Linked DNA regions of Homo sapiens: all the other regions are linked to region 4. The links are chromatin loops, found by intact Hi-C in ENCODE. Cell type or tissue: endothelial cell of umbilical vein. All regions are shown on one strand.

What was found. Hi-C counts contacts between places; a loop is a spot of excess contacts. Peaks named below come from ENCODE experiments on the same cell type or tissue, not always from the same donor. Only the 100,000 strongest peaks of a DNase experiment are listed, where the experiment ranks them.
Region 1: it touches region 4 in a loop (8-fold over the local background); 2 of 110 quality-filtered maps call a loop at or near these places.
Region 2: it touches region 4 in a loop (7-fold over the local background); 3 of 110 quality-filtered maps call a loop at or near these places.
Region 3: it touches region 4 in a loop (4-fold over the local background); 2 of 110 quality-filtered maps call a loop at or near these places.

The regions. Positions count from the first base shown.
Region 1 is chr20:54,553,352-54,561,351 of GRCh38, forward strand. It overlaps DOK5 (docking protein 5), which reads left to right. Exons shown (of 8, transcript NM_018431.5): 2 at 1,582-1,689. Among named protein-coding and RNA genes, the nearest start is that of DOK5, 82 kb to the left of the region's middle. In endothelial cell of umbilical vein, no CTCF peak of the experiment used is centred here; DNase peaks (open chromatin) are centred at 4,660 and 7,080; H3K27ac peaks cover 3,088 bases.
Region 2 is chr20:54,645,398-54,653,397 of GRCh38, forward strand. DOK5 (docking protein 5) reads left to right here. Exons shown (of 8, transcript NM_018431.5): 8 at 5,018-5,772. The coding sequence ends at 5,082. Among named protein-coding and RNA genes, the nearest start is that of DOK5, 170 kb to the left of the region's middle. In endothelial cell of umbilical vein, CTCF peaks have their summits at 1,629 (motif pointing left) and 4,230 (motif pointing right); DNase peaks (open chromatin) are centred at 1,614 and 4,264.
Region 3 is chr20:54,281,254-54,289,253 of GRCh38, forward strand. No RefSeq gene overlaps it. Among named protein-coding and RNA genes, the nearest start is that of PFDN4, 77 kb to the left of the region's middle. RefSeq lists an enhancer at 3,215-4,414. In endothelial cell of umbilical vein, no CTCF peak of the experiment used is centred here; a DNase peak (open chromatin) is centred at 4,228.
Region 4 is chr20:54,336,945-54,344,944 of GRCh38, forward strand. No RefSeq gene overlaps it. Among named protein-coding and RNA genes, the nearest start is that of PFDN4, 130 kb to the left of the region's middle. In endothelial cell of umbilical vein, no CTCF peak of the experiment used is centred here; DNase peaks (open chromatin) are centred at 2,337 and 3,947; H3K27ac peaks cover 3,292 bases.

The sequences.
Region 1 (8,000 bases), 220 kb after region 4:
TGCCCGGCTAACTTTTTGTATGTTTAGTACAGACGGGGTTTCACCATGTTAGCCAGGATGGTCTCGATCTCCTGACCTTGTGATCCGCCGGCCTCGGCCTCCCAAAGTGCTGGGATTACAGGCGTGAGCCACCGCGCCCGGCCTGATTTCTATTCTTTTTAGGTTATTTATTGTCAAGCGACCTTTAAAGATGACCAGTCGAGTATAATAGTGCCACTCAGACATTTGCCATCAGTAACTATTATTATTAAATTATACTCATTTGCTGGGCGCGGTGGCTCACGTCTGTAAGCCCAGCACTTTGGGAGGCCGAGGCGGGTGGATCATGAGGTGAGGAGTTTGAGTCCAGCCTGACCAACATGGTGAAACCCGGTCTCTACTAAAAAAATACAAAAATTAGCTGGGCCTAGTTGTGCTTGCCTGTAATTCCAGCTACTCAGGAGTCTGAGGCAGGAGAATCGCTTGAACCCAGGAGGCGGAGGTTGCAGTGAGCGGAGATCGCACCACCTCACTCCAGCCTGGGTGACAGAGCAAGACTCTGTCTCAAAAAAAAAAAAAAAAAAAATTATACTTAGTAATTTTTAGGTTTAAAAATGTCTCATTTTATTTTGCTTTTGGAGAATATTGTTTTTCATATGCTCATTAGCTCTTTGCATTTTCTCTCTCTGGCATTATTAATATTTTAATGTGCTAGTGTACCTTTTACTAGTTATTTTCTTCAGGATAGTTTTGGTTGCTAGAATCAGACCCCCATTCAAGCTAGCTTAATTAAAAGTTGCAGTGATGTTGATGGTGATGGGTTCCTGGGGATATAGATGATTTCCAAGAAACCCAGAGGAAAGGCTAGATCTCAGTATTAGGAATTGAAAGATTGTGAAGAACTAAAATGTCTCTTTTACCTAGAGTAGAAATGATCTAGTTCCCTGTAGCAGGTTCCACAGCTTAACTCTCCTGCAAGTGATTCAACATGGCCAACAACTTCTGTTTAAACCTACCAGCATTGACCTTTCAATTTGGTCTGCACCTCTGGTAGTAATCTTCAAGTCTCTGGGTTGAATATCCTAAGCAAGAATCTGGTTGGTGTTAATCAGCCAATTATTAGCTAGTTAGTTTAGTGTCTGGTCCAACTCTTCACCATCCATTATGAGGAATATCACGACAACCATGAGCTGCCAGATTCTAGGATGGGCAATGAGATCTTCAGCATAGACCAAGCCCATGGTTTTCAGATTTAATTGCACTTGAAATTCTAGCATGTTCCTTGAATGCCTATTTTATTTGTACATTTGGGATTTTTATCTCTGGGACTTTTTTCTGAAATATACCTAGTGATATTGCTATCAAAGCATGAAGAAATTTATCTTCAAATACTTATTTTCTTTTGATTCCAGTAATTGTCTGAATGACACATAATATGCCCGTTGTGGAAACAATTTTGATTTTTAAAACTTTATTTTCACAAAGCAACATCACATTTCTGGCTTGCAAATATTTCACAGGTGAAAACATCAAAAAGAAAACATTTAAATGCAAATGTCAGTCAGGGGAGATGCTGAGCTCAGTCTTTGTATTTCCTTCCAGATTTATCAGCGATGCTGGTTAGTATTCAAGAAAGCTTCAAGCAAAGGTCCAAAAAGACTGGAGAAATTTTCTGATGAACGTGCTGCATATTTCAGGTGTTATCATAAGGTAAGACTCAATTGCTGTAGCTTTCCAGTAATCTATTTACAGGGAGGCAACTGGAATTACTGACTGAAAACTTGCCTGAATTATTTAACAAAGGTACAAGCAATATCTTTTCCAAGGACAAAACACCCCTAAAATAACATCTGCTTGCTAATTGTTTCAAGTAATTGACTAATGTAAAGTCACTTTTCTGGTTTCCTGCTATTTGCTGTAGCTGTTCTTGCTGTTTTCCAGTCTCTGCTATGGGACTTATCATGTTGTTGTACTCCCTACACTGAAGCCCCGAGAGGATGAGGACTGGATCTCATTGTGTCTCAGACACTGCCTGATGCAGAAAGACACTCATTCAATGCTTGGGGAATGTGGGGAGAGAAGGGAGGGGAAGAAGCAGAAAACAGGTAACAGTGGACGAAGAGGAAGTTCTACCGATTTATTGTTTTCTTTAAGTTTGATGACTAAATTTTCTTAGTAGTAGTGAGATTTTCTCAATAAAAATAGTCATTGTGTGTTACAACTCATTAAGGTAAGTACAAGATTTACTTACCACGTGGATTCACAAATTAGCTAAATATTTCCCTCTACATGGCAGTATATTTCCGTGGTCCTTGTTAACACGCAGCCTATGTATTTTCTTTTTTCATGAAAACGTGTGAAAGCACATGGTTAACACTCCTCCGAGGCTCTGGTTATTTTCATATGGAGAAAATACTACTCTTTTGTCTATGAAGGAACTATGCTTATTTTTATGATAGAACATTTTAATTTTGGCTTTCCATCTTGAAGATTCTTTAAGCCTCATTTGGTGAGAATTTACTGGGGCCAGGCTTCTTTGCCATTTAAAATTTTATGCGAAACCAGTTGATCTATTAGAACAGAAACTTGGCTAGGTGGGGGAAGTGAACAGCTTTTCCTTTTGTGCAAATTCTCCAAAAGTAGTGACTTTTCGACACCTTATAAAGGGTCTATGATGACACTTTGGTTTATATGATGATGAAAACAATGGGGAAGCTGCATTTCTTCTCAAATTAGAGAAATAAGGACTACGTTATACTTTATAGGCACACCTGTATGTACATAAGGGAAGAATAAGCACAAAACAAGCTTTTGAGACAGGTAGAGAAGGGAGTCAAGGGTGGCGTCTTCCATGCATTTCATTTCCCTGTCACCCCATGAAGCAGTTCCACATTCCAAGGCTTCTCCCACTCCCAGCCTTTCTTCTCTCCAATGGAGAACCCACTTATACCTTTTTGAGTCCAGATTTCCTCTATCATTTATCTGTCATATGCCAAATATGAAATGACACTGTTCAAATATATATATTTTTTGTTCTCAGGGAGGAGTTGTTGAATTGAAAATGTATTATTTAGGCACAGTGATCCATGAAGCCAGTGATAGCATAACTCTGAACTCTGCAAATAATCTTGAGCCAAACTCTCCACTTTTATAACACTCTAAACTATTTGTATCCAGTCATTTTGAACCAGATGTATTATGGCCCAGTTATCCCTCATGTATCCAGTATTTTCCCTTATAACAAGATGGCGAGCAATGCTATAAGGATGACTTGCTTTATTTTTGCTAGAACAGCCTTTTCTTAAAAGAGAATCAAAATACCCAGGAAGATGTTTGGCTTATCATCTAGACACAGACAGAGCTTTAGGTGGCCAGAAAGTATAGTTACACATCAGGTCTTCTCTTGAGAACCTTAGCCGGTCTGTAACTTTGCAATTCACCCTGAGGCTCTGTACTGTCTGGTCATTGTGTGTGGCCTTTTGGTCCTTTTTTGTCTTGGTAGAGTTCCAAATATGTCTGGTTCTTCACAATCCAAACATCTAATTCTTCACAATTCCATATGCCAACCTTTCTGAATGTAGAAAAAATAAGAAATAGGCTATGTTACAGATAGACCTATACATACCTAAGAGAAGAAAGAAGATAAATGAGGAATACATTATAGGAACTCCTCAAATCCCATCCATCGGCAAATGGTGTTGGCTGTATGCTCAAAATGTATGGAGACTCTGAACACAGCTCACAGTCTCTACTGCTACTACTGGGGTCCTAGGCAGTGGGCTGCCAAATTCTTGGGCTTCTAGAGTCTGTTCGAAACACTTATATCACATCACGATATTCTTTGCTGCAACACCCTCAGCCAAGGTCTGATAATGGTCTATGCCAGTGGTCCCCAACCTTTTTGGCACCGGGACAGGTATCAGGGAAGACAATTTTTCCACAGACGGGGTTGGGGGCAGGATTGGTTTCGGGATGAAACTGTTCCACTTCAAATGATTAGGCATTAGATTCTCATAAGGAGCAGGCAACCTAGATCCCTAGCATGCACAGTTCACAATAGATTTTACACTTCTATGAGAATCAGGAGGTGGAGCTCAGGCAGGAATGCTTGCTCACCTTCTGCGGTGTAGCCGGGTTCCTAATAGGCTATAGACCAGTACTGGTCCAGTACCCATCTGCTGCCCAGGGATGAGGGTCCCTGGTCAATGCGATCACGCGATTTGATTTCTTGCTGCCCTTTTAACCTCATCTCTGAGTTTCCTTAATCCCACCTTCCTCTTCTCCAGGTGCCCTGGGCTCCTCTCTTTCCTTGGAAGATGCCAAGCACCTCCTGCCCTTTATACCTGCTCTTCCCTTTTCCTGGAATGCTCTCCCCCAGGTACCCACAGAGCTCGCTCCCTTACTTTGTTCAGTGCGTTGCTCAAATTGCTCCTCTAAGAGAGGCCATTTCTTGACTCCCTTGTTGGAAATAGAACCCACCTACTCACTGCCTTCCACATCCCTCTTATTGCTCTTCTCAGGAGGCACCAGAACATAACACACTTGCTTGGTTGTTTCCTATTGTCTTCCCCTCTTCCCCGCATAAAATACGGTCTACAAAGACAGGGATTTTTTGGGGATGGGAGACATGATTCACTATTAGTTACCAGAATCTAACACATAGTGAACACTTTTAAAAGTATTGGCTGAAAAGCAAGAAATGTTATCAGTAGAGGAAATGGAATACATACAGATGTCTATGTGTCATACTTTTATTTAGTTTACCAGAAGAAATCTGTACTTGAGGCATCTGAAACCAGAAAAAGAAACTTTGATTTGGAGAAAATAGGGTGGGCAGTGATGGAAGCAGAAAAAGCCAGGATTTGGATGTTTTAGGAGGACAGAAAAATATAAAACCAAAGTGGATGAAAAAGCTCTTGCTTGAATGTGAAATGAATAAAGGGAAGTTGAGGACAAACTTGCTCTATTTCAGACTTCTACCTGCTGGCTTTGGAATTTAATATGTAAATCTTTGGGGAAATTGGTAAGCCACATTCTCTTTCACCTATAATAATCATTAACCAAAGTTCAAAGCATTAGAATGGAAGAATTATCTACATTTAGCCTCCAAGCCCTTGATGAATTCCTGTAGCTGATTCATCCTCTACTCTTTTAGATCTGATACATTTAGTATTAATCTCTCGGGGCACATAAAAAGCTGGAGTAATTCTGAGATATGCATTTTTCATCTAAATGCTGTGTAATTTATGAATCTTGATAATAAAATACTGGGGTTATAAGTAGCACACCGTGACCAAATTTTAGAGTTTATTCTAACATAAATAAAGCCGTTTCCAAAAGAAATGAGGAAATGTACATCATGCTATTTGATCAATACGGAGGTGGTGTGGTGGATGCAGACATATCCCTCCCATAGGAAATCTTAGCCTTTATAAGAGCACAGTACTTCTCCCATTTTATTTTTAAAGATATTATTAAGAAAAAAATGCCAGTTTTGCATATCTGACTCTTTTTAGAAGTTTCAACACAAGAAAAAGATTGTAGAATTTTAAAATTTGGTACCCCCTCACTGAAAATGTAGCTCGAAGTACACTCCTGCAAAAATTGGAAAATAAACATATGAATAATGCACATATAGAACAATTTATTTTTTATTTCTTACTTCCTCCACGAAGCACCCCTCAAGCACCCATAGCTGTCAGAGATGGCTGCAAATTTGATTAACTGTAATTCCCACAATAGTAAGACTCCAGTGACTTTAAATATAGTTTCTGACCTTGTTAAACACTAGTTCCATGTTTTCCTTCAGGAAATAATGTTGCTTATACTAATTAGAAGGGGATGAAAGTTTCTGTGCATAGTTTTACTTTTTCAAGATGAGTAACACTTGAGAGGAAATAGAGTGGAAGGAAGACCATTGACCGCTTTTGAGACCAAGGCAAATGGTATGGTGAGAAGTATGCCGGTCCTGGATTTAGGTAGCCTGAGTTCTAATCCCAGCTTTGCCACCGTATATGTCTGACAAGTCATCCTCTTTCTGTGTAAAGGTGGCCTCCAAGGCAAGTCACACATTTGCTTCCTCATCATCACATGTGGCTGAGTCTGCAGGGATTCGGTTCACCTTGGACCAGAAGGACAAGTCCAGCAAATCCTGTGTTTAATGTTTCCCAAAATGTGAACGAAAGAGTGTGTCAAAAGAGCCTTTCATGATTAAATGTTGTGTGGTCAAAGAAATTGGCAACTGCAACGTTTATGGCCCCATCTTTGAGATTCATAACCCACTGCAGCCCCTCATGGGCTCTGAAAAGTCCTACAGTTAAGAAATTGGAGGGACTTTGAGTCAGCATTTCCAAAACAGCTGGGCCATGGAACTATTTGTTTTAATCGTGTGTTCCATGGAACAAATAAATTTAATTCTAGGGAACACAGTCTGGGATTTGCTGCTTTCATGTGTTAACTTATTGTTGTTTCAACAGTAAACAACTAGGGATGATCGTTTCTACTTTATCTAAATCAGGGTTAATGTGTGTATTAAATGAACGTGAATGTATTTGAAAAGGGAACAACTCTCTAACTGTAGAGATTAATTGCCATTATTATTTTTATTCTCCCAAACACCTTTGGTCTTATTTGTTCTGTCATTCTACCCTTTATAGTGACTAGGTCATTTGTATCTCCTAAGCTCAATGTCAGACCTTGTTCTTCGTTTCTGCAAAAATAGGATTCTAGCTTCCGCACAATGAGCTAATGTCCTAAAATTTATTTCTCTGGAATTTCATCCAACTTATCTGTGTGTGTGTGTGATAACCTTTTCTGTACTAATGATTCATTCTTTTTTTACACAGTTTCTTCCTCATCTAAAACATTTCCTCTTCCGATACAGCTGTCTATAATATGTCTTTTCAAAATCATAAAATGTCACAGCCCCCTCTTTCAATACTCAGATATTTACTTTGGAGTCATCCCCTCCTCATGTAAGAAACTACCCACCATGCCATATTCTAGAAGTTTCCTAAGCTTATGCCAAAGAGGACATGACTCTTCACATCTCCATAAATTAAATGATGGATTATTACTCTGATGTTTTTCCCAGGTGATAAATAATTCCATATCCACATTTCTAAGGCTTAGGTAAATTAGATAAAAGAGGTTGACTGTAGTACAAAACACCCTATTTTTCCAATTTAAGTACTTTTTTCTAGTCAAGGAAGTATGAGTCAGTACCAGAGTGCCAAAGACTCCTGAAACACGTTCAAAACTGACTGAACTCTTTCCTACCCAAGCTTGGTTTCTTTCTTTCCTTTTTTCAGATGGAGTTTTGCTCTTGTTGCCCAGGCTGGAGCGCAATGGCACGATCTCGGCTCACTGCAACCTCTGTCTCCTGGGTCCAAGTGATTCTTCTGCTTCAGCCTCCCAAGTAGCTGGGATCACAGGCATCCACCACCATGCCCAGCTAATTTTTTGTATTTTTAGTAGAGACGGGGTTTCACCAGGTTGGCCAGGCTGGTCTCGAACTCCTGACCTCAAGTGATCCACCCACCTTGGCCTCCCAAAGTGCTGGGATTACAGGTGTGAGCCACCATGCCCGGCCTGAGCTTGGTTTCTTTATGGGCTTCTGTGGCTCATTGTACAGCATCAGGATCCATTCTGTTATTCAAGGCAGAAGCCAGGGAGTTGTCTTTGACTTACTCTCTTCCATATTCCCTCTCAAATCAATCCATCACCAGGTTTGCATGCAGCACTCCCGCTGTATAGACCCCTTTTCTTTCGTGGTCCATGTGGCAAACATTTATCAATCCCTCAAAGTCTCTGCTCTGTCTTCACCTCCCCAAGAGTCTTCTCGACTTTCCCTGAGGTGGTTCATCTGCTGGGCCCCCTCTGCCTGGATGCACTGGTCACAATGAAAGCAGGGCTTTATTTTCATGGTGGTGGCAGGTTCTGTCCATTTGGGGCTGATCCCTTCTTCTTTGGTAATGGATGTCTGATTTCTAGTTGGAGACAAGGCAACCCATAGTAAAGAC
Region 2 (8,000 bases), 310 kb after region 4:
CAGTCCTCCATGCCCGCTCTGAACCCTCAGTCCTCCATGCCCGCTCTGAACCCTGGTCACAACAGCATTTTTTTCTCAGTCTTTGCTGTTGGTCCTTTCTCCCCCAGGCAGCTTTTCCTGTATGCTGCGCCCGTCCCTCATCCTAGTTAACTCCTGCTCACCTCCAGGTCTCACCTCCAGCGCCCCTCAGGCTCCAAGAAAGCCCTCAGGACTTTCTTGTAACTGGAGTGGACATCTCTGATGACGTGCACTCATAAGATGCAGATGATGGCCGGTTTTCATTTCATATTTATGTGGCCAATTGACTCATGGTCAGCTCTCCCAGGAAGCAATAATGTACAGGAGGGCAGGAGAGCTGTGCCTCCTTCTATCTTTATCATTTTATCCCCCGGCACCTTGTATGCCTTCCATCAGGATTTGTCGAAAGAATGCATAATGTTAAGAAAGCACTGGGGGTATTTACATTTTAGTTTTCATGACTCTGTGCTCTGTTCACTAGCAGAGAGCATGGCACATAGCAGATGCTGCAAAAAAAAAAAAAAAAAAAAAAAAAAAAAAAGATACTGAGTGCCTCTGTGAGCAGCTGAGCAAACGACTGAATTAATAATTGACAAATAAGCTTACCTTCCAAGATTTCTCTGCAGAGAGAGTGAGTTAGATTGGGTTGTCACAATGCCACTGATTCTCACTTAAACTTCAAAAATGTTTGCAATATTTGAGTTATATCATCACAATTTTTGTCATATACATACCAGAATGTTACTCGATTTTACTCTCTTCTATTTTAATATACTTCTTTAAAAAAAGCATATTTTACTACCTTAATACTGTTATATCCACTGGTTATACTGTTTTTTTTTTTTTTTTTTTTTTTTGAGACAGGGTCTGGCTCTTCGCCTAGGCTGGAGTGCAGTGGTGCGATCATGGCTCACTGCAGTCTCAACCTCCTGGGCACCAGTGATCCTCCTGCCTTAGCCTACCAAATAGCTGGGACTACAGGTGTGTGCCACCAAGCCCAGCTAATTTATTATTTTTAGTAGAGAGGGTGTCTTACTATGTTGCCCAGACTGGTCTCAAACTTCTGAGCTCAAGTAGTCCTCCTGCCTCGGCCTCCCAAAGTGCTGGAATTATAGATATCAGCCACTGCACCCAGCTAGTTATGCTTTTTAATAGACAATAAAATAAATAATAAGTATTGAAGATTTAAAAGATGTTCACAGAGTACCTAAAATTATCTTGCTTATCAAAAGTGGCTATTTAAACAAGTACATTTAAAAAAAAAGTTTTATTCTTCTACCTATACTACCTACCTTCCCTCTCCCCTACTTTTCATACCCCTTAGAAAAAGGAAATAGGATTGGGAAAAGTTAATGACTTGGGGGCCTGGGGTGTGCCATATGATGAAGTTACAGAGCCTTTAATTTCTTCTTGTTTTGCTGATGATTATGGGTTGTAATTCCTCTGGCCAATTCACCTACATTGATGAATTTCAGGCTTTTTTTTTTTTTTTCTGGCAAATCTGGAGGTTAAGGTTGGAAATCATACAGACCCTTAAGGAGGAATTTAACAAATTGGTTTGAGAATAATGGTCATTTTCTTCAAATGTAGTCTTCGAGAGCCCCCTGCTGGTTGATTTGGGAATTATCATTTTACTACAGTTTTTGGTGGGGAAAGGGAGGTGGCTGGTTTTGACACGTGCCACACAAGACATACCTAATCTACCTTCACTGCTTCTCCCACGTCGTTTTAAAATTTTCATAGAAATTCTCTTCTATGATTATGCAGATACAAAATCAACATTGGAAGTAGGTTTATAATGAAAACTGTCTGGGCGTGGTGGCTCACACCTGTAATCACAGCACTTTGGGAGGCCGAGTTGGGTGGATCTCCTGAGATCTCGAGTTCAAGACAAGCTTGGCCAACATGGTGAAACCCCACCTCTACTAAAAATACAAAAATTAGCTGGGCATGGTGGCGGGCGCCTGTAATTCCAGCTACTCGGAAAGCTGAGGTGGGAGAATCGCTTGAACCCAGGAGGCAGAGGTTGCAGTGAGCCATGATCATGCCACTGCACTCCTGCCTGGGCAACAAGAGTGAAACTCTGTCTCAGTTAAAAAAAAAAAAAACAAAAAAACTATGGAAGAAACTTACAGAAGCAATCAACAAGTTTATGTTGAATACTATTCACTGGATTCTTTTAGGAATGCATTGGATAAAATAACAGCAGTTACATCAGTAGCATTTCCCAAATTATGTTCCTTGGAAAGCTAACTCTGGTAGACAGCACCTTTCCCCTAAGAAAGGTTACTGTGGTCAAACGCGTCTGGGGGAAATGCTACATGTTAAGTTCTCATGGAGAGTCAGAAAACAAATCAATAATTTCAGGGCTCTGAGATGCCCTGCAATGAAAAACCTGATTAAACTTGTTTAAACCAAAGCTCTGCACATCTATTTGGACATGAAACTTCTTTTCCTTCTTGTTATATGAATAAGCATTCACGTGCCACCAGTGCAGTGCTGAAATCTCAGATTTCATCATTACGAGGGAGACAAGCCATATTCAATGGGGTCTTTCTAAAAGCTACTCTTTCTGAGGACCTACTGTGTACCAGCTTTCCGCTGGGACCTAACATACATGATCTCATTTAGATCCCAAAACAGCTGCCCGAAAGGGTATTTTATTCTCATTTGCTGTTAGGAAACTGAGAATTTGAAGGGTTATTAATGGGTCCAAGACTACCTATCTAGTAAGTAACAAAGATTTTAAGGTTTTTCTCTCTCATTCTTCCATCCATCCATTCTTTGTTTACTCAGTAAACGTTTATTGAGCATCTAGTTTAGGCCAAGCGCTGTGCTAGATGACAGACATACCTGGGACTCCTAGGCAGGGATATTCCTTCCCTCTCGGAGCTTATAATCTAATGGAGAGTCACAATCCATAATCAAGCAGACATAGTTAATTTCAGATTTGGTATATGGAACAGTGGAAAAGAAAGTTTTTATGATAAAGAAAGTGAGGCAGAGCTGTTGGTTTTGAGAAGATGCTGACAAAGGGACTTCTTGAGATGGGGTAGTCAGTGGAAGCCCCTGCAACACCCCAAGACCTTAAGTCTAAAAGAGGCAGCCATACCGAGAGCCAGGGGAAGGCATTCTCCATAGAGAGGTCAGCAAATGCAAAGGCCCTGAGTCAGAAATGAGCTGCGGGCATTCAAAGATCAGGAAGGAGCCAGTGTGGCTGGTGCCTAAGGGACATAAAGAGACAGCCGGGGTGGTGAATACAGGTAATCAAGACTTGCTTATTCTAAGTGTGAGGGGAAGCATTAGAGGGTCCTCAGCATGGCAGTGTCAGATTTAATCGATATTTTCATTCAAGGGATTGCAAGAGAACAGGAGAGGAAGTGGGAGACTAGCCCCAAGGCCGTTGCACATGAGCACCGGAGTGTCTGGCCTCAGTACAATGTTCCTCTAACTCTCTCACCTCCTTCTCAAAGTTATCATCTCAGCAATCTTTACCCTTAGGCCAAGGTGCTTCATTGCTCCAGTGTTTTCCGAACTCTTCTGTGGGAATTGCCTTGGAAGATAGCATCACTGTTTCAAAACAAAAACAAGAAAAACTAGGCACCTATATCATAGATCGGACCTAAGATAATTTGAGGAAATCAAAGAGTGGCACTAAACAGTTGTGTCACTGAACCAGGCGTCTTCCATGTAGCCTTATGGGGTTCTCCTGACAACCATGGGAGTTGGTGAGAGTGGGACTATGGTCTCCATTTCAATGACTGAAGAAACAGAGACCTTTGGAGGTTAAGGTCTTACTCCAGGCCACATGGCTGGTGGATGTAGGCGAGACCCCCTCCCTACAAAAAATCCAAGAATTAGTCACGTGTGGTGGCACACACCTGTGGTCCCAGTTACTTGGGAGGCTGAGGTGGGAGGATCACCTGAGCTCAAGAGGTTGAGGCTGCAGTGAGCTGAGATCACGCCACTGCACTGCAGCCGGGGCGAAAAAAAATACATACAAATAAAATAAAATAAAATAAAAACAACATTGTTTTGAATGTGTGTGGGTGGGGCGGACATGCTCCACTGGCTGCAATCCTGTTTCTTGTGCCTGCTTGATCCACACATTTACTCACCAAGGCTGCGGAAGTTTGTTCCAAAGGCTTTGCGGTGAGTCCTGAGATCTTCACCTAGCCGTGTACATTTCTTTGCTTGCGGTAACCGTTGGCCAGCAGGTGGCAGTAGAACCTCTAGTTTTTGTTAAATCAGGGACGCATTATCTACAGGGATTGGCAAACAATGGCTTGTGAGCCAGATCCAGCCTGCTGACTATTTTCATTAATAAAGCATTATTAGGACGACATTCATTACATATTAACTGTGGCTGCTTTTGTGCTACAGGCAGCAGGGCTCAGTAGTCGCAATGAGACCATATGGTCTGCAAAACCTAAAATATTTAGTGTCTGGCTCTTTCTAGAAAATGCTTGACAACCCTTATATTATTAATATGTCACAAAGGGGGCTAATAGGGATCTTGTGTGTTGCCTTCTTGACTTTTTAAACTCTGTTTGGTCTGAAATCTAAACCTGAAATAATAAAGGCTAAATGAATTTTAGGAAGTTCTCCTTAACATTTACAAGATTACCAAAGTATAAGCATAAGACTGCCTTATTGCTGCTCAGGTTTCCAGAATATTCTAGCTAAAAGTTTCCATAGTTCTGTTTCTATCTCATTTCTCCTGAATACCCTGGATATGGGGATTGATGCAGATGAAAAATTAAGGAAGAAAATAATTGCTAATGGACTGACCATGGCTCAGCCCAAAGGCCACATGCAAATGATACGTAAATCATGCAATCTCTGTGACTCATTTACATATCATCCTGAGAGGCCTTTGGAAAAAATTCTGCCTTAAGTACATTTACTTATTTCTGTTATAGAGAAAGTTGTTGCCACCTAATTTGATTGTGGGCTTTCTTGAAATGTAACTGTTGATTTTAAATTCTTTTTGGAAAAGATGTTTCCAGCCCTCTGAAGCTTCATCGAACAGAGACTTTTCCAGCCTACAGATCTGAGCACTGACAGTAACTGCCAAGAATTGTTAACACACTTGTGATGTGTCAGCCACAGATTCACCCAGGAGGTCACAGAATGACAGCAAGGGAAATGACGACCAAGAGAAGAAGCTTAAAGTCCTGGCTAATTGTGTGGTCATTGGAAAACTCTGCAATACAATAATTTTCTTTATTTTCTTTTTCTTTTTTAAATTCTTAGTGTAATTGAAACGTGCTCTATAGATATTGACTCTGTGTTCCCTCTTTTACAGCTGGACAGAAAGAAGTCAATGTCACGAAATGATTTTCTATTGTAGATACTTTGTCCCTTGCACTTCTCTGAATCTGTCCTTTTGTGGATTCTTGTGATTTTCCTTCCAAGTGTTTCAGTTGTATGACAGTCAGTATTGACAATAAAATGGCTTTTAATTATTTGTTATTTGTTTACACCCTATTCCTCAGTTATTATTACTGTGGTTCTGATTAACTACTGGAAATTATATTTGATTATATCACCAATTAGTTAAATCAGTGCTTCGACTCACTCTTATCTGTTCTGTTCAAAACTATTTGTTCAAAGAACCCGTTAGTGTTGTTTACAGGGTTACAGTTTCTCTCACATGCTTTCCTCACCCCTTTACCCCCCTTTTTGAAAGCCTTTATTTTGTTCGGAGTCTCTTCATAAAACATTTGAAAATAAAAGATCATTCTTCACCCATATGTTCTTTGGATTCTGGCAACATGTTTTTCTCTATCCTAGGTATTTCTGAAGGGTGTGTGGACATTTTGCATGTGAGCTGTGAGTGTATTGTGTGTTGTGTCTAATATGAATCCAACCATTCACGCATTTGCTCACTCATTCATTAATGTGGTCTGTATTGAGCATCTATGAGTTTCCGGCACTGTACTGGAGTTCAGGGATGTAGAAATCAAAAGACAGTCTTTGTTGCCAAAGACCTTAATTCCAGAAGAGTGCCACAAGAAAATCAAGTTGGAAATATCATACAGTGACACCTGCCAAATGGGCCCCCAGTGGCCATGAACTTCTAAAGAGAAGGTCAGTGCTGGATGTGAGTTGAATTTTGTGAGCACCTAAAGTTAGAGTTCCTCTAAAGCTGCAGAGCAAGCAGGGATGGCGCCTGCCTGGTTCACTACTCTTTGCCAGATAAAATACAGGATACCCAATTAAATTTGAACTTCAGATAAGCAATGCATAGTTTTATAGATCTGAGTTAGCTGGGATTTCCTAGCACACTGCTGCTCAGGATATGTTTTTTAAGCGGTTGAGAAATACTGGGGAAAGGATTGAATTCAACTAACAATTAATTAGTAGATTAGGGTATATAAATTGTTTAGTGCTAATGGCTTCCCCGAAATGCATGTGTGTTCTCTCTGGGTTCTCTGTAGCTACTTTTCACACAATTTTAGCTGATCCTACTTCTCTCAGGGGTCTTCATTTTTGTCTTTTAAAAATTTGGTTTGCCAGGCACATTTGATAATTACTTCACTGTTCATTTTCCTGACTTTATCTGGTTCTTATTTATTTTCTTTCTCTAAGACTGTCTCATCAGAGATTCTCCATGATTCCCAGGGCCTTGGCAGCCAATGGGAGAATTACGTTGAAGAAGTAGATAAAGGAAATGGAATTAAAGAAATAATTATAATTTTAATGAAGTTAAAATTACTGAAGCAAGCCTCAAGCTAATGAGTGTGAAAAGAAATGTTGCTGAATGTAGGTAACTAGAAGTGAGAACCTCTTTGAGGATTTTTAAGAAAAGAAACGTATTGACAGAAAAGAGCATTCGATTCGGTTATGCTATCAGCTTTTATTTATGGCCGGGCACAACGCTAAGTGCTTTTGTGGTATTATCTCAATCGCCCCAATAGCTCCATGAGGTAAGTATAATTATCTTCATTTTACAGACGGGGAAACCGAGCTCAAGGAATCTAAATGATGTAATTAATATGCCCAAGATCTTTTACCTATTAAATGATAGATTCATGTTTGAACTCAGGTAATCTGATTCCTAAATCTGCTTTGTAAATCCCTAAGGCTGGCTTCCTTAGGGGAAAGCAAACTTATTCTGTAAAGAGTTGAGATGCAAATATTTTAGGCTTTCTGGGTCATATGGTCTCTGTTGCCTTCCGGTGCAAAAGCAACCATAGACTGTTTTGTATTTTGTTTTGTTTTGTTTTTTGAGATGGAGTCTCGTTCTGTTATCCAGGCTGGAGTGCAGTGGCACCATCTCGGCTCACTGCAGCCTCCCTCTCCCAGGTTCAAGCAATTCTCCTGCCTCAGCCTCCTGAGTAGCTGGGATTACGGGCACGTGCCACCACGCCCGGCTAATTTTTTTGTGTGTATTTTTAGTAGAGATGGGGTTTCACCATGTTGGCCAAGCTGGTCTTGAACTCCTGACCTCAAGTGATCCGCCTGTCTCGGCCTCCCAAAGTGCTGGGATTACAGGTGTGAGCCACCGTGCCCAGCCTGCTTTTAACATAGATAAACAGATAGGCATGGCTATTTCAATTAAACTTTATTCACAAATACAAGTGGCAGAGTTGACTCTTATTTCTGGATCCCCTGCTCTAAAATAAAAACCTCAAATGCTATCTTATATTAATTTCACAGTTTCAGGTAGAAAACATAAGAAATTTAAATACTTTACTATCTGGCCTTAAATAAGGGGAGTGATAATTTGAAGTGATTTCGATTTTTTTCTAAATCCCTACCTCAAGTAGTGAACATAGTGTGAGAAAGTTTTTCAAAGCTGTGGTGGATTTTTACCTAATGCACACTAAATTCTAAAGCATTCGTGGTAACTTGCAAATAAACTGGGGTCTGGAGGCTAAACTATGATGTTTCTGTTTTAATTACATATTAGAAAAAGCAACTTTTTTCTTTTGGTGGGAGGTGAGGATGGGGGAGCAGGGAAGTAAATCTCATAT
Region 3 (8,000 bases), 56 kb before region 4:
CCGTTGTTTTTCAGTATTAATTGCATCTGTGATTAAAGTATTTGCGTGGGAGAAGTACATTCTTTGTGTTTAGACTGATCTGGATTTGTATCTCTGCTTTGTACGTTGCAGGTAGCAGTTGTATGCTGTCAGACAAGCTAGTGTCTCTGAGTAGGGATTATGATACCATTCCCCAGTATTGTTAAGATGAAATGAGATGGTGTGTCTGAAGTAACTTGCATAATGCCTGGCACTGAATTTTTGTCCTTGTAACAACAACGACAACAACAACAAAATTAGCATTTATTATGCAAGTGCTGGGAATATTCTAGGCATTTTTTGTTTGTTTGTGTTTTTGAGATGGACTTTCGCTCTTGTCTCCCAGGCTGGAGTGCAATGGCATGATCTCAGCTCACTGCAACCTCCGCCTCCCAGGTTCAAGTGATTCTCCTGCCTCGGCCTCCCGAGTAGCTGGGATTACAGGTACCTGCCACCATGCCCGGCTATTTTTGTATTTTTAGTAGAGACGATGTTTCACCATGTTGGCCAGGCTGGTCTTGAATTCCTGACCTCAGGTGATCCACCTGCCTCGGCCTCCCAAAGTGTGGGGATTACAAGCGTGAGCCACCGCACCTGGCCTAGGCAACATTTTACTTGCTTTTTATGAAGAAACTCATTTAGTTTTCACATGAGGTCAACTCTATTGCTATCTCCTTTTTATACTTAAGGAAACAGAGGCATACAGAAGGCAAATAACTAGCCCAAAAGCACAAAGCCAGTCAACAACTGCAAGTAACCACAGTAGCTGTAAATAACTGTAAGTAATTGTAAGTAACAATAAATAACAACCCATGTTCTTGGCTTGTCATGCTACCCCACCTCCCACTATGGCAGCAAAGCAGCTGGGGCAGGGGCTTCACAACTGGGAGCTTTCAATTACTTGCTATGGCATTTCATCAAGATGGGTGTGTTATGATACCATGTAACTCTAGCTATAACTCATGAATCATTGTCTTCCTCTCCCTCCTTATCATACCCTTGAGGTTCTATCTTCCGATGTTTTCATCTTCCAAAGAACTTACATGGAATCTTTATACCAAAAGGGGTCAACAAATATTTGTTGAACAAAACGATATGAATGTACCTAAGACAGAGCACAGTCCCAGAGATGGAAAGACTCCCAATAAATATGTCTTGAATAAGTGAGTGAAATTCATCCTCTTTACCTCTGTTTACTCTGGATTTTCCTTGGAGTTATTTCATCTCTGACCTTGGTATCCTCATCTATACAATCAATGAGCTGGGGCTTGCATTGAACCCACCACCTCTTCCTTTACCGTCAACACATACACATACACACTCACACAACACACATACACACAGTAACGTGATCTATTCTGTCTCCAAATTTTCCACTTACTAAACTCAAGCATGTAAATACCAGCACCCAGCACGTGTTTTGGAGAGTAGCAGGTTGTATGACAGTTGATTTTTTTAGGAAGACACCAAGATAGCTTTAATTCTCTCTCTCACACTGAATATATCTTCCAAGAAGAATTCATTTATGCTGCTGTGAAGTTCTGAAGTCCTGCCTAAAATATATCGCCTCTAGCAGATGGCGGCTGCTGCCTCTCTATAAAGAGAAATGGAATGCCGCTGACGTACAGATGTATTTAATGGGAAATAATAGGCCTGAGATTTCCAACAGCTTGCATGTCTCCTTTGGTTATAAATGACAGAAAGCTATCACAAATAAGCTTGGGCAAAAAGAAGCATTTATTACAAGGATTCTGAGATATCCCACACAATCTCAGGAGAGGGATGTGGCTAGGCCTCAGGGATAACTGGATTCAGAAAATCATACACCATAACCATTATTGTCTTCTTTTTTCCTGCTCCTCTCTGTAAATCTGGCCCATTCACTTGTGTCTTCTGTTGGTCTCCCCTTTGTTGGCATCCCTGGGCCTTTTCTGTGTGGTCTCTGGGAGCTCTCCCCAAATTTACAGCTTCTTTTCTGAAATGTGTGTCCAGCTTCTCTTTCTCAGTCTAGTTCTCAGTTTCCCAAAGAAGGTGCCTTATTGTTCCAGTCTGAATCAGGAGCCCACCCTGGACCAATGGGCCAGAAGGTGGGCTGTGGTGACACTGCTGTTCCTCGTACAATCATACAGATGGTTTCAAGAAAAAATAGCTTCAGAAAGAGGCGAGAGCAGCTTGCAGAAGGAAGCCAGGGCTGAAGTATAACCCTGGACAAATACAACAGTTATGTGTTTACTGAAATCTACCAAGATCTCATTTCTATTGCCATAAGGGTCTGAAGTCATAGCTAAAATGATTGCTTCTGGCAGATAAGTGCTGTTGTCTTATCCATAAAGAGAAATAAAATGCTGCTGAGCTATAGAGCATTCAGTATGAAAGGTTAGGACTGAGGTTTCAGATGGCTAGGATGCCAAGAATCCTTCTTCAGCCTTCAGAGAGTCCTTGTTTCATGCAATACAGAGCCATCTTGAACAGAAATTTCCAGGATATAACAAAAATACAGAGTACTGATTATTTATCTAACACATCTTAGTTGTTTTATTATTTAACCTTTTCAAAACCCTGCTGGAGTATGTTTCACTATGGTTTCCATTATACAGATGAGGAAACTGAGGCTTAGAGAGGTGAAGCTGCTCAGAGCAGGGAGCAGAGGGAGATAGGACTCAAACCTCACATCCCAGAACTTTCTGGCTGGTGTCCTGTGTGATGGGGATGCCTTTTGCGATGGCTGGGGAAGCTTTGGGATGTCTGGGGGCCCTACACTGACTCCAGCCACGGCAGCCTTGGGGAGAATTCAGAATCCCCCTCATTAACCCCGGTGGGCCTCACGAAGATGATCACCGTCTGTGTGTGCCGTGATAGAAAGATGTTTGAGAAGCACTGCTGTACTTCTGATAAGACTTCACATAATTTCTCTTAATGTCAAGCTAATTTCATTACAACAAAAAGAATTTTCAGGTGCTAGAGTTTAAATATTTAAATATGTAAATATGTGTTGTATTTTTATATTGATCATAGTTGTACATATTTTTGAGGTACATGTGATATTTTGATTCATGTATACAATGTGTAATGATTAAATCAGAGGAATTGGGATATTCATCATCTTACAGATTTATCTTTTTTTTTTTGTATTGGAACAAATTCATTTTTGTTTGTTTGTTTGTTTTGGGACAGGGTCACCGTTTGTCACCCAGGCTGGAGTGCATATCTTACTATAGCCTTGACCTCCTGGGCTCAGGTGATCCTCCTGCCTCAGCCTCCCAAGTAGCTGGGACTACAGGTGTGTGCCACTATACCTGGATAATTTTTTTATTTTTTGTTGAGACAGGGTCTTGCTATGTTGCCCAGGCTGGTCTTGAACTCCTGGGCTCGAGCAATCCTCCCACCTCAGCTTCCTAAAATGCTGGGATTATAGGCGTGAACCACTGCACCCAGTCTATGTTGGGAAGGAATATTATAACTTGTCTCCTCTAGCTATTTTGAAATATACAATAAATTATTAACTATAATATAATACAGTATGATGTAATAATATATAGTATTGTATCAATACTATATATGATTAACTGTAATTTTCCTACTGTATCATCAAATACACAAACTTATTCCATCTGACTGTACTTTTGTACCCATTAACAAGTATGTAAATATTTAAATGTAGTTTTAAATATTTAAATTTGGAACCACATTTACACGCTGCTGTCACATCATCACAATTAGTTATCATTTCTAAAGGCTTTCCTATGTGCCAGCCACTGAGCAAAGTGCCAACAACTACATTTGCTTTTCCATTCTTGCCTTCTACTCATCCATAACCCATTGCGCTCTAACCTTCACCTTCCCCCTGTCCCTGAGACTGCTCTTTCAGGAGCAAGCCTAACACAGTAGAAAGCACCTGGGCTTTGGCATAACATCCACGTAGGGTGAAGGACAGATTCCCCTGTTTTCTAAGAAAAGTAAATGGCTGCTGGGCAGGCACAGAACAACATTTACTCTAGAGACAGTGATGAGGATAGCTCAGAGGACAACCAAAAGGATAAAAAAGAAGTTAGGCTCTTGGAGAGAATGAGTAGGTCAGGGAGAAAAGTTCCAAATAAAAGTTACAACCAACATGAGAAAATACACCTCCAGGAATGATGGTCAGAAGTTCCATAAAATGGTAGAACTCACAAGTGAGGAAGTGGAAATAATGACTCAGGAAACATGTTTACGACCATCAAAGAAATAAAGGAGTGAATCACTTTCTTGAAATGAGAAGAGGAGTGGCAGGCATTGGTCCACTGCCCACCCACCCCTTTTCCTTTTTCATTGCGAATACAGCTCCATTTATTTTCTCTATGCCTAGTATTGGGGAATTCATTAAGCCTTGGAAATCCTGTTCCCTTTTGTCTGTGGTTGGTTGAGATGTCATGTAACACAAGCCTGGGCATGAAAGGTAAGGGGCTTTTGAAAAAAGGAGAAGTTCCTGAAATAAGAAAAAAGAAATGTGAGAAGAGTTGAATCGTTGTCCTCTTCTGTACTCCACTTTGAACTTGGTCACAGGAGTTTTTGAAGCCTAGAGTTGAGGAAGCATCTTTTGTGTATAAAGAAACAAATGTAAGGCTGAAAATCCAAAATGCTAAAGATGGCAGAGGAAAGAAGGGAGAGATTCTGGGAGCTTGAAGATATTTTTGGTTCACCTTCTCTCACAAACAAAGACTACAACTACCTAGCTACAAACTTGTTGTTGTTTGAATAGATGATAGATGGAGAGGAGGAATGGAAAGCTGGATGTCTTTGCTTACTTAGGAAACGGTTGGGTATTTGCTGTTTGGCAAAAGAATTGCAACTAAAACAAGTGGGTTATTAAGAAGAGTCAGATATTTTAAAGATGAAAAATACCAAAAAAAGAAAAATAAAGCCATTGAAACAAAAATAAAAATGTGTAATGTAAAATTCAAATGTGGTTAAAAAGCACAATGTGGAATTATATTAGTGCCTTATAAATAACTTTCAAATAAAATAATTATGAATAGTTTGGCACATATGTCTTTTTCTTCTTTTCTATCTATCATTATTGACTTTTAATTTCTTATAAGCATTGTTACATACTATTCATAATGTTTTGCAGATTCCTTTTTCAATTGTCTTTGTATAAACTGTCAATCTTGCTTAATCTTTTTAACGACTATGTGATATTCTATAGCACAGAGCAAGTTAATACATCCTTCAGGGATGGCAACTGGCAGTAGCTGAACTGAAAACTAAAAATGTCAAATATTTGCATCCCTAGCAATTATCCTATAAAATATCCCCCAAATAATGCAAAAATGTATGTAGCCTAGAATATTTATTGTGGCTTTGTGTGTACTAAAACAACAACAATAGAAACAGATGATAAATCCCAAATATGACTCTATTTTAGTTCTTGATCACATCTTTTGATTCTGTGTTAGCATTTTCCAGAATGCAACATGCAAGGGCCTACTTTCTGTCGTAATATTCTCCAGAATGCAATAGATACCAATAGTAAATTATTAATATTGCCTACTTTTAAACTTTTTTTTTAACAAGCATTCTGCTCTGGTGGCTGCTGAATATTGTTGTCACTTCAGTGACTAATTGCTTTCACCAAAAGAGTGATGTGGAGTACAGAATCACCTACACATCACTGTTTTTGTATTCTGTGGTTATTAATGGACTAATGGACTATAAGGTTTTAATGAATAGAACATAAATGCAGAGACAGGAAAATATATTAGTTTTTTTTCCCAAGAGTGATATGCCTTAATTACACTTAACTCCTCAGGTTATTAGCTACATAACTACCGGTGGAAGAACTTATAATCACTCTCGCGTGAAACTAATGAATATGCTTTTACACATTGAATATCATTTTATCATTTACTTTAGACACAAAAAAAGACTGGCTTTTCTGTGAACATGATGATAATATCATGTCATTTATTCAAATATTAGAGAACCTGTCACATTTGTTCCATAAATACTTATTGTGTGTTTATTATGTGCCAGGCACTATTCTAGGTTGCTGGGGTTACAGCAGTGAACAGAAAAATCCGTTTTGGGATAGGGAACTGTTCCTACTCTCATAGGAAGTAAATGAAATTTCTATGTGGATTGCCCTAGTTGAAACTTAGGGGGAAAATTTTGATGTATGTCATTAAGGTGGACATGACTAGATGGCTTATACTTTGATTGAAACAAGCCTTCTTTTACAAATAATTGATAACAATCAGTTGCAAAATCAAAATTCACAATGGTTATTTGACTACTGAATTTGAAATTTAGAAACATTTCTATAGTAATAAGCTAGTATTTTAAACTTCAGATGGAGAATTTGTAGTGGGATAATATGAAAATTTATTTAAAATATACTTGTTATCCATTATCTTTTGCTGCATAAACAAACCTGCCCAAAATCTTTTGGCTTAAAACATCATTTTTTCCAACTCACTCTTCAGTGGGCTAGCAAACTAGGGCTGGGCTTAGCTGGAATGGTTCTTCTCTGTTCCACACAGTGTTGGCTTGACTCTTTCAGGCATTTGCATTCCGTTAGCAGGTCACCTGGGTCTGCGTGCTCTCACGTGACCTCATTCACGTCTGGCAGTTGGCTGGGGCTTCTCCATTCTCATCTATATTGTCTCTACTAGAGTTTCTCTTGCACGTGTTCACACAGCAATAACATTGGAAAGCTGAGACCAGAACCTGTGGGGCTTCTCGGGGGCCTAGGCTCGAAGTTAGATTGTCATATCCTCTCCGTTCAAGAGAATGGAGAATAGATGCCACATTTCTCTCTCTCTCTTTCTTTTTTTCTTTAGGCTTCAAATGAGTCCTTTAATTTGTATATCAAAGTCATTTTTTCGTGTAGTATATGAATGTTTAATAATTACACTCTAATTTACTTGCCTTGTTTACTGATAGGCGTTTCCACATTTGCATTTCTGACATAACTTCTTAAAAAATTTTACTTCAATAGGTTTTTAGGGAGCAGGTGGTGTTTGGTTACATGAATAAATTCTTTAATGGTGATTTCTGAGATGTCGGTGCACACATCACTCGACAGTGTGTACTTTACCCCAATGTGTAGTCTTTTATCCCTCACCACCTCCCACCCTTTCCCCCAAGTCCCCACAGTTCATTTTATCATTCTTATGCCTTTGCATCTTCATAGCTTAGCTCCCACTTAGGAGTGAGAACCTGTAATGTTTGGTTTTCCATTCCTGAGTTGCTTCACTTAGAATAATGGTCTCCAGCTCCATCCAGGTTGCTGCAAATGCCATTATTTCATTTCTTTTTATGACTGAGTAGTATTCCATGGTGTGTGTGTGTGTATGTGTGTGTATGTATATATATATATATATATATAAAATCTATATCTCACATTTTCTTTATCTACTCATAGATAGCTGGGCATTTGGGCTGGTTCCGTATTTTTGCAGAAAAATAGACTGCATATCTCAATGAAAGAACTGCAAAGAAATGTGTGGTGTTTTATAATCTGCCACATTGTATCTTATTCTGTTGTATAATATAAATTGGTAGAAACTAAATATAAAAATAGCACCTAACTTTTATGATATTTTGGTGGTAATTTGGTATGGTTAGATTTGTTTGAAAGCCAAATTAGAGTTCTACTTAGATGTCCCCATCATGGAACAGGGAATAAATTCTCCATTCTCTTCACAGCCAGTTAAGCGCAACTTATCATTTCTAATAAACTATACTCTTACTTCCCAGATGAGTTCTGCTAGTCTGTTCTTGTCAGAAAGACACATGAGCAGCAGCTTACCAGGTGGCTAGGTTAATTTTTAATTGTCATGTTTATTCCTGTGAAAAATAGATTTGCCTGATGAGCTGAGAAAAATGAAGGAGATGCAAAAATGGTGGGTTGAATTCTCACAGTGTCCAATTTACTGTCTTGGAAGATACACAATTGCTGTGTTGACGAGGGTTTGGGAAACAGATATCCTGGTGGTGGGAAT
Region 4 (8,000 bases):
AAATTATAAGAATCCTGGAAGGAAACCTAGGAAACACCATTCTGGACATCAACCTTAGGAAAGAACTTATGACTGTCCTCAAAAGTTAATTGCAACAAGAACAAAAATTGACAAGTGGGATCTAATTAAATTAAAGAGCTTCTGTACAGCAAAACAAGCTATCAACAGAGTAAACAGACAACCTCCAGAATAGGAGAAAGTATTAACAAATTATGCATCCAACAAAGGTCTAATATCCAGAATCAATAAGGAACTTAAACAATTAAACAAGCACAAAACAAACAACCCCATTAAAAAGTGGGCAGAAGACATGAACAGTCACTTCTCAAAAGAAGACACACAAGTGGTCAATTAAAGTATGAAACAATGTTCCACATCACTAATAATCAGAAACATGCAAATCAAAACCACAATGAGACACCATCTCACAACAGTCAGAATGTCAATTATTAAAAGTCAAAAAACAGCAGATGCTGATTTGGCTGCAAAGCAAAGGGAAGGGAATGCATACACTGTTGATAGGAATGTAAATTAGTTCAGCCACTGTGGAGAGCAGTTTGGAGATTTCTCAAAGAACTTAGAACTACCATTTGACCCGGCAACCCCATTACTGGGTGTATATCCAAAAGAAAGTAAATTGTTCTACTGAAAAGACACATGCACTTATATGTTCATTGCAGCACTATTCACGATAGCAAAGACATGGAATCAACCTAGTTGCCGATTAACGGTGGATTGAATAAAGAAACTGTGGTATATATGCTATCTGTGGAATACTATGCAGGCATAAAAAGAAATGAAGTAATGTTCTTTGCAGTAATACGGATGCAGCTGGAGGCCATTATCCTAAGCAAACTAAAGCAGGAATTGAAAACCAAATACTCCATTTTTCTCACTTATAAGTGGGAGCTTACCAGTGGTTACCCATGGAGGTAAATGTGGCAACAATAGACACAATAAGGGAGGAGTTTCAACAATAGGCAACAGTGAGGGGGAGGGTGGCGAGCAAGGGTTGAGAAACTATGCTCACTACCTGAGTGATGAGGACATTTGTATCCCAAACCTCAGTGTCACAAAATATACCCATATAAGAAATCTGCGTATGTACCCCCTGAATCTAAAATAAAAGTTGAAATTATAAATTTTAAAAAAAAGCAAACAAACAGATGTCAGTGTCCAGAAGCCAAGTACCACACTGGCAGAAGACCAGGCGCGTGGCCTAAACTTGGCCAAGTGGACTCTTCATACCAGAAGTTTGGCTTTTCAGCAAGGAAAGAGACGTGACTAGTGAATGGGTCAAAAGACATATAATTTGTGTCACAAATGTGAGCCACAAATATAATTTTAAATTTCTAATAACTACTATAAGATAAAAGAAATACATTTAACTAATTTAAATTATATACTTTACTTAACCCAATGTATCCAAAATATCATTTCAACATGTAATCATTATAAAAACGATTTACGAGATAGTATATGTATAACATAATAGCATACATACACACATGCATACATACTTGTATTAATATTTTTCAGACTAGCCATATTTCAATGCCCAATTACTGCATGTGGCTGGTGGTTACTGTCTTAGAGAGTGTAGAGTTAGAGTTCATTCATTTCAGCAGCTGCTCCCTGAACAAACACCATCTTCTACAGGATTATCCAGGAAGTCCTCCTTTTTATCCTTTTGGAGCTGCCTTAGTTCTTGCAAAGTCCTATCCACGTTGTCCAGTGTCCTGAGAGGAGTGAGTGAGTGAGATTCCAGTAGGTTCTAACATGTTTTGAATAGGTTGATTAGGGTAACTTTGTGTTGCTTGCAATAAAAAAAAACCTAACTGCCTTACTCCTTTTCCAGTGGAAAAGAGAGGGAATGTGCCCTGGATCAAGACCTTTTCCCAGGCATAACATCAAGGTTGAAGTCAAGGAGTAGACCAAGCATTCTTTAAAAAGAAAAACATGGACCTACCTATATTTAGATGAGAAATATCACAGCAATATAGCTTTAAATGGAAAGCACAGAGTTTCATAAAATGAGTATACTGTGATTTTATTTGTATACTTTTTTCAAAAGCACACATTTATTTATATTTGTGGACACATACCTACAATTTTGAAATGGAAAGAAATGAACAACAATGACCTTTAGAGCAGTGGTCCCCAACCTTTTTGGCACCAGGGACTGGATTCATGGAAGACAATTTTTCCAATGGAGTTGGGGCTGGGAGATTTGATTCTTGTAAGGAGCAACCTAGATTCCTTGCAAGCACAGTTCGTGATAGGGTTCCTGCTCCTATGAGAATCTGATGCACCGCTGGCCTGACAGGAAGTGGAACTCAGGCGGTGGTGCTCGCAAGCCTGCTACTCATTTCCTGCTCTGCAGCTCGGTTCCTAACAGGCCATGCACTGGTCGCACCAGTACCAGCCTGCGGCCTGGGAGTTGGAGACCCCTGCTTTAGAGATCATGAATAGGCAATGGGAAAAGGCAGGTGTTATGGGCTGAATTGTGCCCCCACCTCAAATTTACATGTTAAAGTCCCAACCCCCCAACATCTCAGAATATGATGTTTGGAGATGGGGCCTTTGTGTAAGTCATTAAGCAGTAGGTTCTAATCCAGTATGATTGGCGTCCTGATAGAAGAGGAAATTGAGATACGGACATATGCACAGGAAGACGATGTGAAGACACAGGGAGAAGATAGCCATCTTCAAGCCAAGAAAACAGGCCTAAAACAAATCCTTCCCCATGGCACTCAGGACAAACCAACTCTGCCAACACCTTGATCTCAGACATTTGGCCTCCAGAACCATGAGAAAACAAATGTCTAAGCTATGCAGGCTGTGAGATTTTATATGGCAGCACAGTCAACTAATACTAGGGGGTAGCTAACAAGGTAGACTTTTACTTGTTATTTAAAGTCTTTGGTTCTGATATTTTAACAATGTGTACTTCTATTTAAAATCAGGAAATTGAGGCCAGGTACGGTGGCTCATGCCTGTCATCCCAACACTTTGGGAGGCTGAGGCAAAAGGATAGCTTGAGGCCAGGAGTTTGAGACCAGTCTGAGCAACAAAGCGAAACTCAATCTCTACCAAAAAAAAAAAAAAAAAAAAAGAGGGAAAACACTAGCATGGCACAGTGGCTTATACCTGTAGTCTAACTATTTGGGAGGCTGAGGTGGGAGGATGTCTTGAGGCCAGGAGTTCCAGGCTGCAGTGAGCTATGATGATGCCAGCACTCCAGCCTGGGCGACAGACCAATACTCTGTGTCTAAAAAGGAAAAAGAAAGTCAAATTAAAGCATTAAAAAAGAGAATTCAAAGTCCTTTCTCACCTCCATTTGGCCTGCTCCTTCCTTCCTTCTTTCTTCCATACTCCCTTGAAATTTTGCCCCACAGGACGTCATGGATATTTCCAAAAGGAGGGTGCTTCCTAAGTGCTTGCCTCTGAGTGGCATTTGAGGTAGAACTTATGACATAATTCTTCTTGGTCCAATGTAAATATTAACATACTTCCCTACCCTACATGTCTAATTATGGTTAGCCTATGATTTTGTTGGAATCAGACTATGGACTTATCTTTGTTTACTTTTAGTATTTGTTTTTATCCTGTTCATTATTATACTTCTCTGAAGTTCCAGATCTGAAACTGTTTAAATTATGGGTCTTTGGTGGCAAGCAAGAGAAAGTGTATCTTGCTCTCTTAAGCAGAAAAATAATTCATTCAAGGGAAATAAGGGACCTAAAAGGATCCAAGTGAAAGCCATAGACTGAGGTTTGGAAAAACACAAGGAGCAAAGAAAGCTCACGGGGAGAGGGGGAGTTACAGCCAGAACTGAGGGGCTGTTACTTTAGGATGTCAGCGATGAAGTTAATCAGCCTATGATCTTTTTTGTTTCTGTGTCATTTCCTTCAAGATTCCACACTCAAAGGAAACAGCGTTCAATAAGCTTATCTTGGGTCATGGCCAGATCCCTTAACCAGGGAAAGGAAGGACACTGTTATTTCTACCATATTCTATCCAGCAGGGAAAGTACGCTCATTGCAGAGCTGACTCAGTGTACTTTTACCAGAAAAAGGAAAATCCTAACTAGCAAAGATTACACAAGATTCCTCTTAGATAATATTTGGTTTGCTTATTCCACACTGTAAATTTTCTGACCAGTGGTAGTGTTCTCTAGGAAGCGCTTCATATATTGCAATCTCCCCAAGAACAGGGCTGGATTTATCATTTTCTTGAGTGACATATAAGACAATAAGTGATTAATAGATGCCTAGAGTTATAATTCAAAATAGGTTTCATTATGTTTTGCCCTGATAACTTTCTTTATACTTATTGTGTGGTTTTCTTCTCTAGGTTGCTATAAATTTGGTCTCCTTGTTCAAGGTAGTTGTCACTGTGTTGACCAGGCCTTGCTTCTTAACTCAGGTAATTGAAAAATCTATCCAACATCCTCATCAGCAGAAAAAAAATGTAGACTGAGAGAGTATCTTCCTTTTGTCTGTGTGATTACAGACTTAAGGAAAATTTGCGTTAATTAATCTCTTTATAATGCACATTATAAAACAAATTTCCTAAAGTGTGGAATTATTTAAGTTACATAGAGTTATGACTCAGGCATTGGATTTTATTAACACCAATGGCATATTACATTGATTTGGTGTATAGTCATGAAGTTACTATTTATTTTTACCTAATTAAAATGTTAAAGTGGAGGGGTCTGGATTTTAATCATATTCCTCAAAAGCTACTTTGATACTGGATAAAATGTCAGCTCTCGAAATCCACAAACCTCATTATCCTCATTGTAAAAATCAGATATTCCAGATGTTAAATATATATCAGATGAGAAAGGATGTGGGTAAACCTGGTGTCAGAGAAAATGTGGTAAGCATTCCCTTTCATTCCTGCCTCCTCATTTAATGCCTATGCCAGGCAGAAGAAAAAGCAGCAATACAGAAAAAACACATTATTTAAACTGAGGTCTGAGTTCAAATGTGGATTTTACCATATCCTAGCTGAATGCAAGCAAATTACTAAAATTCTCAGAACTTTAGTTTTTTCATCTATAAAACATGGCTAAAAATGTCTATTTCTTACTGTTATCATTAGGATCAAACGAAATACTTGATATATCCATAGTGAGTACTCAATAAATGGAATCTATTATAATTTGACAACTAACATATTTATATGAGTCTTACTCATTTCTATGCATGAAAGAAAATACACGTTTGAGACAGATTAATAATTACTTGTTTGATTAATCTGTCTAGATCTATTTTTTCAAATGAATATGAAAGTTGTGATTGATAACTGGAGCAAATCATATAATCCATCATTTCCTAAAACATTTCTAGGGCACACCCATGCTGTCAGATGTAACAAAATGGGTTATCAGAAAAACATTTGCGTTCATACGGGATTAGACAAATCTTGATTGACCAATGTCAAACTACTGTCTTGACTGCAGGACTTTTCAGAGCCTTTAACATACAAGCATACATTGTGACTTTCCAGAAGCAAATAGAGTAAGCAGAATTTTTTAACTTATTTGACCAATGAGTACATTATCGTGGGGGTAGGGTTATTCAGACAACATTATGAAGAAGTGATGACATCGCTGTTTTTCACAATCTACTTGCAAAATGGCACAAGAAATGATCACAGCAGACAATCAAACTTGCCCAGAGCAGCCATTGTGAATTTAATCTAATTGCTCTTGAAAGCTGGATTTGTTTCTCTGAATTGAGTTGCAGCCTTTGAGGAAGAAACAAATTGCCTCCCCACTGCTCACACTTCTGCTCCATCTGTAAATGTTAGGAAATAGCATAAAAAGAAATTCAAATTCCTGTAGCAGTAAATATGCAAACACACATTTTCTGCAGATATAGCGAGGGCATCATTTTCCCCCTTTTACCACCCCAGAGTCCCTGAACAGGTTTGAATCTGTTGACAAAGCTTTTTAAAACCATCTAGCTGACCTTTATTTTTTATTTTTATTTTTATTTTTATTTTTATTTTTATTTGTTTTGTATGCTAGCAATCTGTTAACCACATTTCCAGGGAACTTGCATAGAGAGCTCCTTCTCTCTCTCTCTCTCTCTCTCTGTCTCTCTCTCTCCCGCTTTCTATCCTACTCCCTTCCTCCTTCCCTGCCTTCTTCGCTCTCCTTTCTCTCTCTTCCTTTTTTTCTATTTCTTATTCGTTGGCAGTCTTGCCACTGGATGTGCAAATTAAAACTCATTTAATCATCTGCATGCCAAGCACAAGGACTCAGTCAATCACGTTCTATGCCATTGGCTAGGTAATTACTTGAAATTTGCTATCTATTGTTTCATCCTTTGTTCCCAGCCTACTATTGACGTCAGAGGAGTTTTGCCTGTGAAAGAATGAGGTCTTATTTTTGTGTGTGTGTATAAAATATTCTAGTTTGCTCCAGACTTCTGTGCCCAAGTGGGTCTCTGGCAAAGAATGTTCTGTACATCCATCAACATTTAGAAGTGCAGTGATGGTTGCATGCAAAGTGGAAGTTGGAAATTGAGCAGAAAGAAAAAACCTTGTGGAGCGTAGTCAAACCGGTTACTCAAAGCTTGTGTTTTAAGATTTTCTTCAGCCTCTTGCACACTCATACCAAACGATAATATCCACATTTGCAGATTGAGAAACCAACATCGAACTACTATCTTAATTGCAGGACTTTTCAGAGCCTTTAAAGAGAGATATAGTTATGTCTTTGTCCTTATGGGAATAACCGGACCTTTGCCAAACTGAGAAAAGTTCAGGCACAAGGTAGACAATGTAGTGGATAGTGAGTCAGATTCTGTACCAGGAAGATTTTGTATGGTGTGAGTTCCTCTCTGCACTGCCCACCTTGGTACTTCCAGCATCTAGGATAACTGTTGCCACACAATTAAGTATTTGTTAACTACTTGTTTAAGGAATAAGTAGGTGTTTTTCAAAGAGGCTGCTTCAACCATGAACACTTATTTATCTTTGGAGTCACATGTCATGGCTAAGTTATGCCCTAAGTACCATATAACTTAGTAGTTAATACTGTAGTTAATACTTAGTAGCTAATACTCTAACCTTGAGGTTAGAAAGCCTTGAGGGTTAAGCTCTGCCTTTGCCCTTTACCACTGGTGAGGCTTTGTGCAATTAACTGAGTCTATTTAAGCCTCCCTCTCCTTATCTCTACTTTGGCTCCGTTGTAGAGATGGGGAGACAATGATCTTCACTCCACAACAGGTTAGTTCATGTCCTTTGTAGGGACATGGATGAAGCTGGAAACCGTCATTCTCAGCAAACTATCGCAAGGACAAAAAACCAAACACCACATGTTCTCACTCATAGGTGGGAATTAAACAATGAGAACACATGGACACAGGAAGGGGAACATCACACACCGGGGCCTGTTGTGGGGTCGGGGGAGGGGGGAGTGATAGCATTTGGAGATATACCTAATGCTAAATGACGAGTTACTGGGTGCAGCACACCAACATGGCACATGTATACATATGTAACAAACCTGCACATTGTGCACATGTACCCTAAAACTTAAAGTATAATAAAAAAAATTCAGTTCAATCCTGATAATTTCTTTATCAAAATAATTTCCATGTGAATCACAGCTTTATATGTAATAGAATAAAATATTTAACAAACCACAAAAAAAATTGATTAAGACAAGGTACATAAAACACCTTTGCATAGTACTTGGCATATAATAAACTTTCAGTAAATATTATGATTAAAGACTGTGCATCAATTGGTTCAATGGATAACTCTCAAGTAGAGTAGTACATGATAGGATGTTAATAGTACAAATTCTATATAAACATTTATATATGCAGATACTGGGTCCAAAATAAAAGTGTGGCACTACAATTACGTTGTCATTGTCCCCCACCAAGAATACATAGAAACATCAGGGCAGAGTTGATACCAAATCTCATAGAAAGCCTTAAAAATAATTATTTCAAAATGTTGCCCTTGATCAA